Linked DNA regions of Homo sapiens: region 2 is linked to region 1. Evidence: chromatin contacts called from ENCODE Hi-C or POLR2A ChIA-PET data. All regions are on one chromosome and are shown on one strand. Each heading gives the region's core, a stretch centred on a gene start or an enhancer-like site at or near the end of the contact. The rest is flanking DNA. Distances are from core to core; before and after follow the strand shown. Region 1 holds the start of LYRM9 (LYR motif containing 9). Region 2 holds the start of LGALS9 (galectin 9).

The links. Hi-C counts contacts between places; a loop is a spot of excess contacts on that map. ChIA-PET counts read pairs that join two places held with the same protein, here RNA polymerase II (POLR2A). Pooled maps may share reads with other maps.
Region 2: a loop to region 1 is called in a pooled map, with 2.5 times the contacts of the local background. The contact joins the promoter of LGALS9 here to the promoter of LYRM9 in region 1. A Hi-C loop is called at or near these places in 1 of 168 maps with a recorded cell type or tissue (GM23248) and 2 of 50 pooled maps. POLR2A ChIA-PET finds 5 or more read pairs at or near these places in 1 of 52 experiments (HEK293).

What each region holds. Positions count from the first base shown.
Region 1 is chr17:27,890,101-27,896,252 of GRCh38, forward strand. LYRM9 (LYR motif containing 9) reads right to left here and starts at 3,265. Exons shown (of 4, transcript NM_001076680.3): 1 at 3,217-3,265. RefSeq lists a silencer at 2,897-3,446.
Region 2 is chr17:27,626,536-27,633,024 of GRCh38, forward strand. It overlaps LGALS9 (galectin 9), which reads left to right and starts at 4,653. Exons shown (of 11, transcript NM_009587.3): 1 at 4,653-4,769. The coding sequence starts at 4,731. RefSeq lists enhancers at 4,278-5,095, 4,563-4,682.

The sequences.
Region 1 (6,152 bases), core at 2,015-4,514:
AGCAAGGCCCGGAATAGAACCTAGGTCTATTTGATTCCAAAGACTATGCCCTTATCTGCTTCGTGAATCTACCTGCTATGTCTGAGCCACTCATAAAAATACTGACCAGATCAGGGCTAAGGACCCCACAAAGAACTCTGGCAGGGTTCATGCATGACCAGGTTCAAGCACTTATAAAGGCACTTGACTGCACTATTATCCAGTACTCCTCAATCTTCTCTACAAAACCTTGCTCCATGCCTTTCTGAAACCCAAGGACATCGTCTGCAGCTTCCCCCTGCATATAGATGGAAAAAAAAAATCAAAAGAAAGAAAGAGTCACCAGGCTGACATCAATTACACAGATAAAGGAAAGGAGCAACTAAAGAAATGCTTAACAACAAAGCTCTTACCAAATCCAAAGGAGAATATGACAGAATTTTTAAAAAGAGAAAATAAAGCTACAAAGGGAATTTCCTGGAAGCCAAGTGTTATCACTGGCACAGATGTTGAGAAGCAGGCCCACAGTCCCATTTAACCCCACTGTCCTTTTCCCTAATCTATGTCCCGATATAGGCACCTAAAAATAAGTGGGAAAAAGTCATATATTAAAAAAAGACGAAAGAATGGAACTGCAGAAAATAACCAGAAATTATGCCCTATTGAGCACTGATACACGCTAAATTAAGCCTGCACAGGCCATTTTTTAAATATGCAATTACTCTTCTTGAAGGGAAAAGTTGAAAAATAGGAATGGAGTGGTTTTGCTTCCCACCCCCACCCACTCCAGGGCTCCATCTTGCACATCTGTGTTCTCCCAAGCTAGCAATGGGGCAGCAATCCCTGCCTCCCCCAGTCCCTCTCCTACATAGCCAAGGCTCTAAAGTCCCCTCACCCCCTCCCTGCCCCCTTCATCCCTGTTGGCATTACCTTGGTTCCCAGCTTTGTACCCATACCTGGCTGGGACTATCCGAATACCTCCTGATCTGTCTCCCTCCTTCCAGCCCAATCCACATGGTGCCACCCAAGAACACTTCCTAAAAAGCACACCCTGTCACTCCCCTTCCTCAGAACCTCTGTAGAGAGTTCTCTACCCATGGCCTTCTGAGATCTGTTTCAATCCCTCTCATCAGTCTCCCCTCCTGCTGTCCTTCCCACACTTCCTGCATTTTAGCCACAGACTGAACTTGGAGGACTCTGGGATCAGACAGTCTGGGTTCAAATCCTGGTTCTATCACCTGCTAGTTCTAGGACCCTGGACGAGTTTCTTAACTTCTATCTCGAAGTCTGTTCCCCATCTGTCAATGCGGTCCCTAATAAATAGTATTTCCTACATAGGACTGTTGTAAGGATGAAATAACGCTCCTAGACTACTAAGCATGATGCCTGGCACACACTACATGTTTCCTACTAACTGTTATTGTTAATACCATCTCTGAAACATGCTGTGCTTTCCCCTACCTTGACTTCTTCACCTGCCTCAAGAATTCCCCTTCATCCTTAGAGATCCAGTTCCCTGTCACCTCCTTCAGGCTTTCATCCCATGCTGTTCACACCCCTATTACAGTCATCACACTGCTCTGTAATCACTTATTGTGATTATAATCGATGTGACAGAACTTAGAGCAGGTTTTGGAGACAAAGAACCCTAGTTTAAAAGCCTACCTCTGCTATCTACTAGCTGTGTAATCCTGGCCAACCTGGTTGACTTCTCTGGACTTCTGCTTCCCCCACTGTAAACTGGAGAAAAGAATAACCCACCTCACAGGGGTTTTGTAAAGACCAACCTAGCTAACTTATGGAAAGTGCCTAGCACAGGGGCTGGCACATCTTAAGTGCTTGAACATCTTTTTTTTTTTTTTTTTGTCCTGAGACAGGGTCTCACTCTGTCACCCAGGCTGGAGTACAGTAGCATGATCAGGGATCACTGCAGTCACAACTGCCCGGGCTCAAACGATTCTACCTCAGCCTCTCAAGTGGCCGGGATCACAGGCACACGCCACCACGTCTGGCTAATTTTTTTAATTATTTATAGAAACGAAGTCTTACTATGTTGCCCAGGCTGGTCTCAAAATTCTAGGCTCAAGTGATCCTCTTTCCTCAGCCTCCTACGGTGCTGAGATTATGGGCATGAGCCACTGCGCCCAGCGTTGAACATCTTACCCTTTCCTACTTTATTTGGCTTTCTGTTCCTTGCTGACTGTAAGCTTCTGAAGAACAAGAAACTATACTGTATTAGTTCAACACCTGTGAAATGAAGGGAAATTAGTAAGAAAAATATATATACGGTTATTAGTCACTCCTCCACAGTTTATAGTACCTGAACCATAACAGAAGTTCCATAGATGTCAATTGATTCCCAAGTTACCAGAGGAAACTAAAGCCAGCAGGAAACTGTCCTGAAGTCAAGAACCTATGGCAGGTGAACCCAGAAAACATTACGCTAAGTGAACAAACCCAGTCACAAGGGGCTACTTAATGTATGATTCCATTTATACGAAACATCCAGAATAGGCAAAAGTACAGAGACAGAAGTACATTGGTGGTTGCCTAGGGCTGGGAGAATGGGAGTAGATGGGAGGGGGGAGTGACAGCTAAAGGAGGTGTTTCTTTTGGGGGGTAATGTTCTAAAACATTATGGTGACAGCTGCACAACTCTGCAAACACACTAAAAGACACTGAATTGTGCACTTTAGATGGGTGAACTGTATGCTTCGTGAATTATATCTCAATAAAACTTTTTAAAACAATAACCACAAAAAGGATCAATCCTAGGAGCGAAAGGGTTTTGGCCACGGAGCAACTTGCTCTTACGCAGAAGCATAAATCATCACGACAAGGTTGCTCCGGCCACCGGGTGCCGCGGGCAGAGGGACGGTGGAGGGGACATTCTCCTTTTAAAAGTGGCCAGGCCCGTGAGCCTCTGAGAGGCTGGCCTCCGGGCTGCCCCGGACCTCGCGCCCCTAGCTCGCGCTGCAGGCCTTTCCTGCTCCTCCGAGGCCGCCCGGCCAGGCCTGCGTCAAGCCCGGGCGCCGCGCTCCGGTGCACTCAGCTCTCCGGTGGAAGAGCGCAGACCGCAAGGGAAAAGGTGCCGGCGCGGGTCGCCCCTAGGTCTTCAATAGATCCGAGGACACCCGAGGCCTCCACATCCCTAGCCCGCCCCCGCCACCCAGTGGCTCCGGCCGCCGCTGCCCCCGCGCCCCCGCCCTCGGCCTCGGCCTGCGCAGCGCGGCTCACCAGCCTCCAGGGGAACGCCAGCCCCGGACGCCGCCGCGGCGACGAGTGCGCCTGCGCCCCGGGGACTGAGCGGCACCGCCCCTGCCCGGCGACGGTGAGCCCAGCGCCCTCTGCCGGCCGCGCGCGGGACTCGGGGTCCTACTGGGTGCCTCTTCCTAGATCCGACCCCACCCAGTTGAAAGCTGTCCCCACTAACAGCCTTCGTTACCTGTTACCTCAAACACCCACTCTGCCTTCTGGCTGTTGCTACGCCGGATATAAGCCCTAAAGGCACTCTCTCCTCCTTATTCCTGAATATGGATTGTGCTATGAATATGGGGTGTTCAAGATCTCTGAAAGGCTTGCTGGAGGACTTTTCCTGAACCTCTCGTGTTGATGACAAGAATTGTGTTTGGATAGGAATCTGCGTTTTGAATCATTTCACCAAATTACAGTCCCATAACACCTGTCAAAAGAATAAATATGACAGTAATAAGCATGCTTCCTTTCAGACCCATCTATAATTATAATTGAGGAAAATAATACAAAATTTAAACTTAGAGCTACTGCCAGTATCATTCTTTGAAAATGAAATAATGCTGTTTATTAAATAGGCTCTCCCTGCTCTCTAATGTTTAAAGCTCAAGTGCTTCTCTGAATTGATTTAAATACAAGTTTTATATCCTGAAAGAAATCAAGATGAGTCATTATCTTAAGACAAACCCCCCTGTTCAATGATGCTGCTGATCTCTCAGCTGATGTCTAAGCGGGAGTTAGGTTGTTAGTGGATAATATTGCTTCTGTTCACGTCTCTCTTCTCCAGGGCTTTTTAAACCTGTTTGTAACGAAAAGGCTGATTTCCTTCAGACTCCATGTGTCGTTGATTTAACAGGACAACTTCTTACAGGTTTTTCTTTTTCCTTTTTCTTTTTTTTTTTTTAAGTAAAACATTGCTCCCCGGTGGCACCTGGGAATCTGTTTTTCTTCTCTTAGGATAAGAGAAGCAGGGATATTTCTTAACGGAAGTTTTGTTTTGTTCCTAACTCCCTTTAGAGCTTCCTCTTTTCTTTTTTTTTCTCTTCACCTAACATACTAGACTTCCCTCAAATCGGGGGTGGGGGATGGGAAGGTGGGGTTCCCTCCCTTGAAATATTCAGATAATTGCTTCCATTTATTTTAAAGATGTAGACTTGGACAAATATATCTGAAAGATACAATTGTACCCTCATAAATCAGCCCTCTTATTTACACATGCATAATCAAGGGCACGTCATTAATGCAGAGCCAATCAATAAATCATTAAGCTTTTAAAGCCCTTATTAAGAACAATCTGCAGTAACATCATCCACTCCTGTGCTCAGTCTTAGGATCATTTAATAATTTTAAGAAATTTCACAGTCTGTTCTGTAGTCTCATCTCCCTTTTGTTCCTAGATAGCTGTATTCCTGCATCAGAAACATGGTTCTAATACCTAGATCTCATAAAATATTGAAGATGCAAGCTGTTTGCTTTACCTCTGAAAGGCTCCACCTTCAGAATCACTTGTGCCTCTTCCAATTTTACAAACGCACAAGATTTTAACTTTCACAACAATTTCTTATAAACATCCAAATACTAAGAAAAAAAAATCCAAAGTAGGAGAGATTTGAACAATAATCTCTAATTTTTTTTCCAAGTCACAATGGAAACCTAGATTTGAAAATAATTGAATTTGAACCTTTCAACTTGACAGCAACCTTAGGTTCTTACAGCTTCAATAGTAAAATGAAATAATTTTTACTAGTCCAAACATTCACTTAAAATGACACCAGTCTCATAATCTGATAAAACCCCAACCATTTTTACCATGTCATTTTCCTATACACTGAAATTTTAGCAGATGAACCCCCTTATGTCAGACAGTGCATGATATTTACAGATAAACAAAATAGAAAGACCTTTTACTTGAGAAATTAGTCACCCACTGTCCAGGGGACATGTTCGCACAGGGGAGTTTATTGACTTTCCTAAGAAATACACCACATTCTCTTGATTTCTGACATTATGTCATTTAGCCTGACAACTGCAGATTTGTAACCAGTATTTGTAGGGAAAGATACAAGAAGTCCTGACGTTTCCAGTTTAAACCTGTTTTTAGATTTCAAAGAGAAATGATAACGTTTGCATCCTCTGATTAAATCAGGTTATTGTCTCCAAGGGTGACCATGTAAATAATTCAAATTAATTCATCAGTGTACAATAGGTTTAATAAGCATAATAAACACTTTTAAGAAAATACTTAAGACCCTCGGTCTGCCCTCGATCTTGCTCCCTATTATCTCAGATTTCCCTGAGAACAGAATGAGTGGTACCACGTTGTTCTCTTCTATTCAAAATATGCAAAGCTGCTATTTACCAGCTTGCAATTTGCATGTCTCAAATCCTGCCAGAACACAGGGTGAGGGCCATGGGGTGATGGGTGAATATGCCAGAAGAGGACACCAGGGGCGAAAATGGAAAATGGGGTGAACAGATTTTCCTTACCCCAGCGTATTGCAAAACACAACTCTTGCTGACTACTCAAGATTTAAGACAATAAAAATATTGGGTATGAAAGGTTATGTGAAATCTCAGACATCTAGTTTGTTTTTCTTTAATTGCTGGGCAAAAGAAAGGGATGAGCAAGGATTTCAATATTTTTATAAAAGGGAACACAAGAGGAAAAAGGGTACAATTGTGACTATTTACAACATACACTTGGAGATTAATTTATGGGCTGGGTTTCAGCCTTCCTGGTCCTCCATACTATGTTACTTTCTGCAGCACCATAAATCCAACTTTGCTGACTGGTATATGTCATTCTCTGTTTCTAGTGTGTTCTGTAGTAATTTATTAACAGTGACCACATGTGAAACCACATTGGTGATCAGATGTATGTTATCTCTGAATATGTCCCCACTTTTTTTATCTCTTGAAAA
Region 2 (6,489 bases), core at 3,403-5,902, 260 kb before region 1:
GGTCTATAGATTAAGGAGCTCCTTCCAAAGGAAGAAGTTATGCCAGGACCTCAGTGGCAGGTGTTTCTAAACAGATGGAGGAATGGAGAAGGCACAGCGTCAATGGCCCACAATGCGCAGAGGAAGATCATCCAGGCCCCAGCAGCAACAAAGCCATGAGCAGGCCCAGCATCTCCTGAGCTGGAGATGCCTTAGCCTTATGGAAGCCTTGGAGGGATGAGGTGGTGTTCATCTGAATCCAATATCTAGGAGCCCCTCATTGCCAGTTATATATACAGATAGGTGGAGAAGAGGTACTTTCTAAACACCATCTCACTTTAATCCTCACAAGGCCATGAGGTAAGAATTGTGATGTTTCAGCTGAGGAAAATGAGAAACGGAGAGGTTAAGGTATTCACCCAAGATCACACAGCTGCAGGGTGGCCAATCCAGGACTCAGGCCACAGCTTTCACTCCAGAATCTCTCCAGAAGTCTAGGAATTTGCTGGTCAGACATTTACTGAGCACCTACTATGTTCATAAGACAGTGCTAGGTTGTGGAGCATTTTCCAGGATAGGCCGCGTGGTAGGCCACACATTAAGTCTCAATAGATTTAAACATAACATACAAAGCATCTTCTCCAACCACAATAGGATGAAGTTAGGCAGCGGCACTAGATTCTCATAGGGGCACAAACCCTATTGTGAACTACACATGTGAAGGATCTAGGTTGTGCGCTCCTTAGGAGAATCTGAGTCTAATGCCTGATGATCTAAGGTGGAAAAGTTTCATCCTGAAATCATTGTATATCCCTTTCCATCCGTGAAAAATTGCCCTCCATGAAACTGGTCCCTGGTGCCAAAAAGTTTGGTGACTGCTGCCTTAAACTACTACTGGATTTACTGAGTGAGGCAAACCAAGTACTGTTTTGTCATAGTCTGTTTACAGGAGAGAGTTGCACTGTTAATTTGCCATTAGGAAGCAGTTAGAACCATATATCTGACTTTATGGAGGTAGAATACGCTCAAAGAGAATGTTCTCAGTGGGGGGGATGTGCATGCATGTTTTAGTGATTAATGTGGTTCAGTACGGCTGTACCAATACAATGAGGTTTCCAAAGGGAACTGGACAAGACGACCCAGGGCCCCCTGCATTGTACGACAGGACTCAGGTGTCTGCGGGCATCACTGACTGCCCTGCCGAGGCCCTCTGTGCTGGAGGTGTCACTGCAGATGGAAGGATTCCTTCTTGAGGAAGTCTACTACTGGCGAAGGTGAATGGGTCTGGGCGCAGGATCAGTGCAGTCCAGGAGTGACTCTAAAGGTGCTGGTGTGTGGGCACTACGTGCGGAGCTCAGCCCCAAGTCCTTTTCATGCATTAGCCCATTTAATCCCCACAGCATCTCTCTAAGGTTCACATTCATTTGCCTCATTTTATGGGTGAGGAAAGGAAGCTTGGAGAAATTAAGGAACTTATTGAAGATCACACAAGAATTAAATGACAGGGCCAAGATTCAAACGTGGGCTATTTGTACTATCTATAGAATTGTATGTCTGGCCCACATTTTGTTGACCACTCATCCATTGATGGACATGCGTTGCTTTCACCTCTTGGCTTTTGTGAATGATGCTCCTACAAACATGGGTGTTCACATGTCTCTTTGAGTTCCTGTTTTTGGTTATTTGGGGGATATACCCAGAAGTGGAATTGCTGGATCATATAGTAATTCTATGTTGAGATTTTTGAGTAACAGCCATGCTGTTTTCACAGAGTTCCAGTTTACCCACAATCTAGCCAACAGTTGTTATTTCCTGGATTTTTTTTTTTTTTTTAATCACAGCCATCCTAATGAGTGTGAGGTGGCAGACTCACATTTTGAAAAGATCCCTCAGTCTACAGGGCAGAGAACAGAGCCTCCGAGACAGGTCTGCGACTTTGAATACTAGAGCTCTGAGAAGAAACATTCACGAGGGCTGCTTCTCATCTCCTGAAGACCAGGGTTAACCACTGCGAATGGATTGTGGTGACTGAAGGGTGCCGGCACTGTGCCTCAAAGTGTCTCCCTACTGTGTTGATTGGTCTAAAAACACATCAGCCTTTGGGTATGACCTTACTGGGGCCCCTCCAGGCAGGGTGTGGAGCAGAGGACCCTCCTTTATAGGCTGGACTCAATAGTGAGGCTGCTTACCTGTGACTCACCTCCAAGGCTCAAGGTGATGCTAAGGTGCTGATTTGCTAGAACTCTGAGCTGTGCCTGTGTCTCCTTGGGCTCTGGGAGATTTTTTCTTTTAGCAGTATTTTATGGAAATATTGTCTAGGTAGAGTAAAATGTACAGATCCTGGTTTTCTGTTTTGAGTTTTGTTTTGAGACAGGGTCCTGCTCTGTCACCCAAGCTGGAGTGCAGCGGCATGGTCATAGCTCACTGTGGCCTCAACCACCCAGGCTCAAGCAATCCTCCTGCCTCAGCCTTCCTGTAGCCAGGACTACAGGTGTGCACCACAATGCCCCACTAATTTTTTTGATTTTTAGTAGAGACAAGGTCTCGCCATGCTGCCCAGGCTGGTCTCGAACTCCTGGGCTCAAGCAATCCTCCCGCCTCAGCCTCCCAATGTGCTGAATTACAGGTGTCAGCCACTGCACCCAGCCTCAGCCTGTTGTTAATGGATGTAAATACCTGTGTGATCGCCACCCAGAACCAGATCCAGAACATTTCCAGCCTCTCAAAGACTCCTTCCTGCCCCTCCCAGTCAGAGACCCCCAAGGGTGACGCCATTCTGGCCTGTTGTTCAACTTGACTTGAACAACACTTCAAGTCAAGTTTGGATCTGGCTTCTTCTGCTCAGTTGCGAGGCCCATTGATGTTTCCTGTGGCCTAGCTCCTTTTTATTGCCGAGGGCTACTCTGTTGTATGAAAACCACAATTCATTTCTCCCTTCTCCTTTGGTGAACATTTGCACTGTTTCCAGCCTGGGGCAATGATGAGTAAAGCTGTTAAAAACAGGCACATATGTTTTCCTTTCTCTTGGGTAATTTTTTAGAAGTAGAAAAGCCAGAACATAGAAGTAGATATTTGACTGTATTACAACTCACCAAGCAGTTTTTCTTTTTATTTTTTATTTTTCAATTTTTTGAGACAGAGTCTTGCTCTATTACCCAGGCTGGAGTGCAGTGGCGTGATGAGGGTTCACTACAGCCTTGACCTCCTGGGGTCAAGTGAGCCTCCCACCTCAGCCTCCCATGTAGCTGAGACCACAGGTGTGCACCACCACACCTGGCTAATTTGTTTGTTAAATTATATGTAGGGACAGGGTCTTCCAACCTTTCCCGAGCTGGTCTCAAGCTCCTGGGCTGAAGTGATCCTCCTGCCTCAGCCTCTCAAAGTGCTGGTATTATAGGCATAAGCCACCACGCCCTGCCCATTTTTCTAAGTTGGATTATTTTACACTCCAGTCTGCTGTGAATGAGAGTTCCAGTTGTTGCGTATCGCAATCAATTTGTGATTGCCTACAAATGATGTGCCGTGATGAAATTGTCCCTGGTGTCCGAGAGGATCGCAAAGAATTTCCCTTCCTTTCTCTCCTTTCTGCTCCCCTTGTACTGTCTACTCCTTAAACTGGTACTTGATCCAGGAACATAATGGGGATGGACAGTGCAGATGGCACACATGGCCTCAGTCTATTGGAGCATCTCAAAGGAATTAGTCTGCAAATTCTAGTGCATCTAGGTGGAGCACAGGAAGGAAGAGAGGTGCAGACTCACGTATGGCCCTGGGGCACCTGCCATCCTCTCGCACCCGTACAGCCCTTACCTGCCAGCACTTACCCTACCCAGCTTGAGTTCTGGGCCTTCTCACCAGCACATCGCTGGGACCTGGTCGACTTCAGGTAAGTTTATTTCATGGCTCCCTCCCCCACGACCTGCACATGCCATATGTTCCTTCCCAGCCCCATGTCACTTGAAATGTTCTATCATGTCCAAGACTTCTCTCCTCATCCTAAAGTGCAGAAAATAAGGATGGAGAAGAGAAGGAGAAGAGAATCAAGAGAGATTCATTGAGAGGGAGGATCAGAAGCTCCTGGGCACCCCATACTGTAGAATAAAAATATTCATTATGGTGTTTTTCTTGCAAAATATTCCCCTCTACATAATTATGTTTTTACATGAATAATATAAATTTAAACAGGAGAAATACTTTTTGAAGAGTCTGAGAATCTTCATAAAGTTCAGGCGGCCACGAATTAGCTGTGTGACCTGGGGCATGCCCCTTAGACTCTGAGCCTCAGCTTCTCTGTATGTAAAATGGGTTGAAGCCGCCCTTCCCCACAAGCACCCTGTGCACAGGCAATGCCCAGCCCCATTATTTTCTGGACTCCGTGGCCAAGCATGCTTAGGACACACAGCCACATACTTCTGGGCAGTGTCATCTGGCAACTTGCTGTCATGTCAGTGTGGTCAAGCATTGTAGACCTCTATGAACCAAATATGCTTCAGGCTTGGGTTGAGCACAGGAGAGGGAGGAGGGAAAGGTCACTGGGGCTGGGAGTGCCTACTTCCCTCTGTGAGTGTCACCCCAGTCCACCCAGTACCATACCTTTCTCTCTCTGGACCCACTTCCTTTTGCTGCCGGCTCCTCCCCATTGAATAACAGCCAAGTTGCTTTGGTTTCTATTTCTTTGTTAAGTCGTTCCCTCTACAAAGGACTTCCTAGTGGGTGTGAAAGGCAGCGGTGGCCACAGAGGCGGCGGAGAGATGGCCTTCAGCGGTTCCCAGGCTCCCTACCTGAGTCCAGTGAGTTCCAGGGCTATGGGCACAGGGCTGCCTCAGCCAGAGGGACACAGCTCTGGGGCTCTGAGGAAGCAACTCCTGGGTGGCAGGGGATGGGGGTGGGGGCATCCCAAAGAGAACACAAGCAGGGCAGAAATATCAGAGGAGGTCATCCTGGCACACCTGTGCCGTGCTGAGCTCACTCATGCCTGGAGGGATGCTCCTTCCCACGAGTCATGGCTTTGACAGTGTTGACTGAGCTGTCCTGTCCTGTCCTGTCCTGTGTGCTCAGGGGAAGACATGTAGAGCGGGGTGGTTCATGTAAAGAGGAAGCAAGCACGCTTCTGGGACAGTAAGGACGCTACCCGGCATGGTAGTTAAGGGTGCTTACTGTGAAGGTGGCCTCCCTGGGTCCAGCTATTTACTGGCTGGTGGTCTCTGGGCCTCAGTTTCCATATCTGTGAAGTGGGAATAATACTTGAGCCCCCCACTCCCAGGGTTGGGATATGGATTAAGGAAGTAGTGTATCTAGTGTGTTTGAACAGTGCCTGACACACTGTAGGTGCTTTGGGAGTGTTTCATGTTATTGGGTGTCTGAGGGCAGCAGGGAAGACCTCCCGAGGAGGTGTCTGTGCTCTGAAGGTTGGGCATGGGCATGTTCAGGGCATCTGTGGAGGGGCAGTCTCAGAGGTGAGAGGGGGGTGAGGACTGTCCCTGCAGCGTGGGGTCAGAGGGCGGCAGGTGCCTTGCTGAAACCCTGTGAGGTTTATGAGTCCCCTTCATACACGGAAAATCTGAGGCTCAGGGAGGCAGAGGCCAGTTGCCAAATGCCTCCAGATGGGAGTGGCAGCCCCAGGAGCCCAGGAGACTTCAGGGGTCACTGTGTCCTGGGCCGGCTCCTGTCATAGGATCTCACCCCGCCTTGGCAAAGAGCTTCCCGAGGGGCTGGAGAGGGTGGGCTGATGGGTCCTTCCTGGGTGGGGAGGCAGGGTGGGGAGGGTGGGCAGAGGCAGGGTACTGAGGGAGGGAAGCTGCCATGGCCCACCTCAGCAGAGGCCAGGGTCGGGCTTGAGTGCCCCCTGGTGACACTGAGTCCAGAATGAGGCTGCCTACGTTCTGGTCTGCAGAGCTCGGCTCTGCTTTCTAAACTCCAGAGAGAAAGAATGGGGAAAGGAGGCCTGTTTCCTCCTGGCTGTCACCAATGACACCTCAGCCACCCTGTGGAGGCCCCTGAGGTAGGACCTGCACAGAGGGGGCTGGGGGAAGCTGGAACAGGCCGCTGGTGGGGGCCTTAGGGTCAGCAGGTGCTGCCTTGGGCATGTCACCCTGTCTCTGGTTTTCTGTCAAAGAGGGGATCCCAGAGCTTCTTCCAGGTTCTGACATATTATTATTCTGGTGACTGGTTTTTACTTTCTAATCCTTGGATTCAGAAGGAAAATTATCCTACGGACATCAGAGAGTTAAAACAGGGCCTTGGAGTCCAGACAAGAAAGATGATCAGTGCAGCCCCTATGGGTGTCCAGAGTACCCCTCTACCCCACGGGGGCTCCCCTGGGTTGGGACAATTAAGCCTCACTTGGTGACCCATCTGGCAGTCGGAGCCACGCTTCCTCCACATGCCGACAGTGGGGGAAGGTCACGCGGTTCGCTGTCCTGCTGAGGAGGGCTGAGTGCCATGAGGGCCTGGCTTGGAAACCTCACTCCCACTTCTTGTCTGGCCTCATCTAGCCCAGCCTCTTTGGAG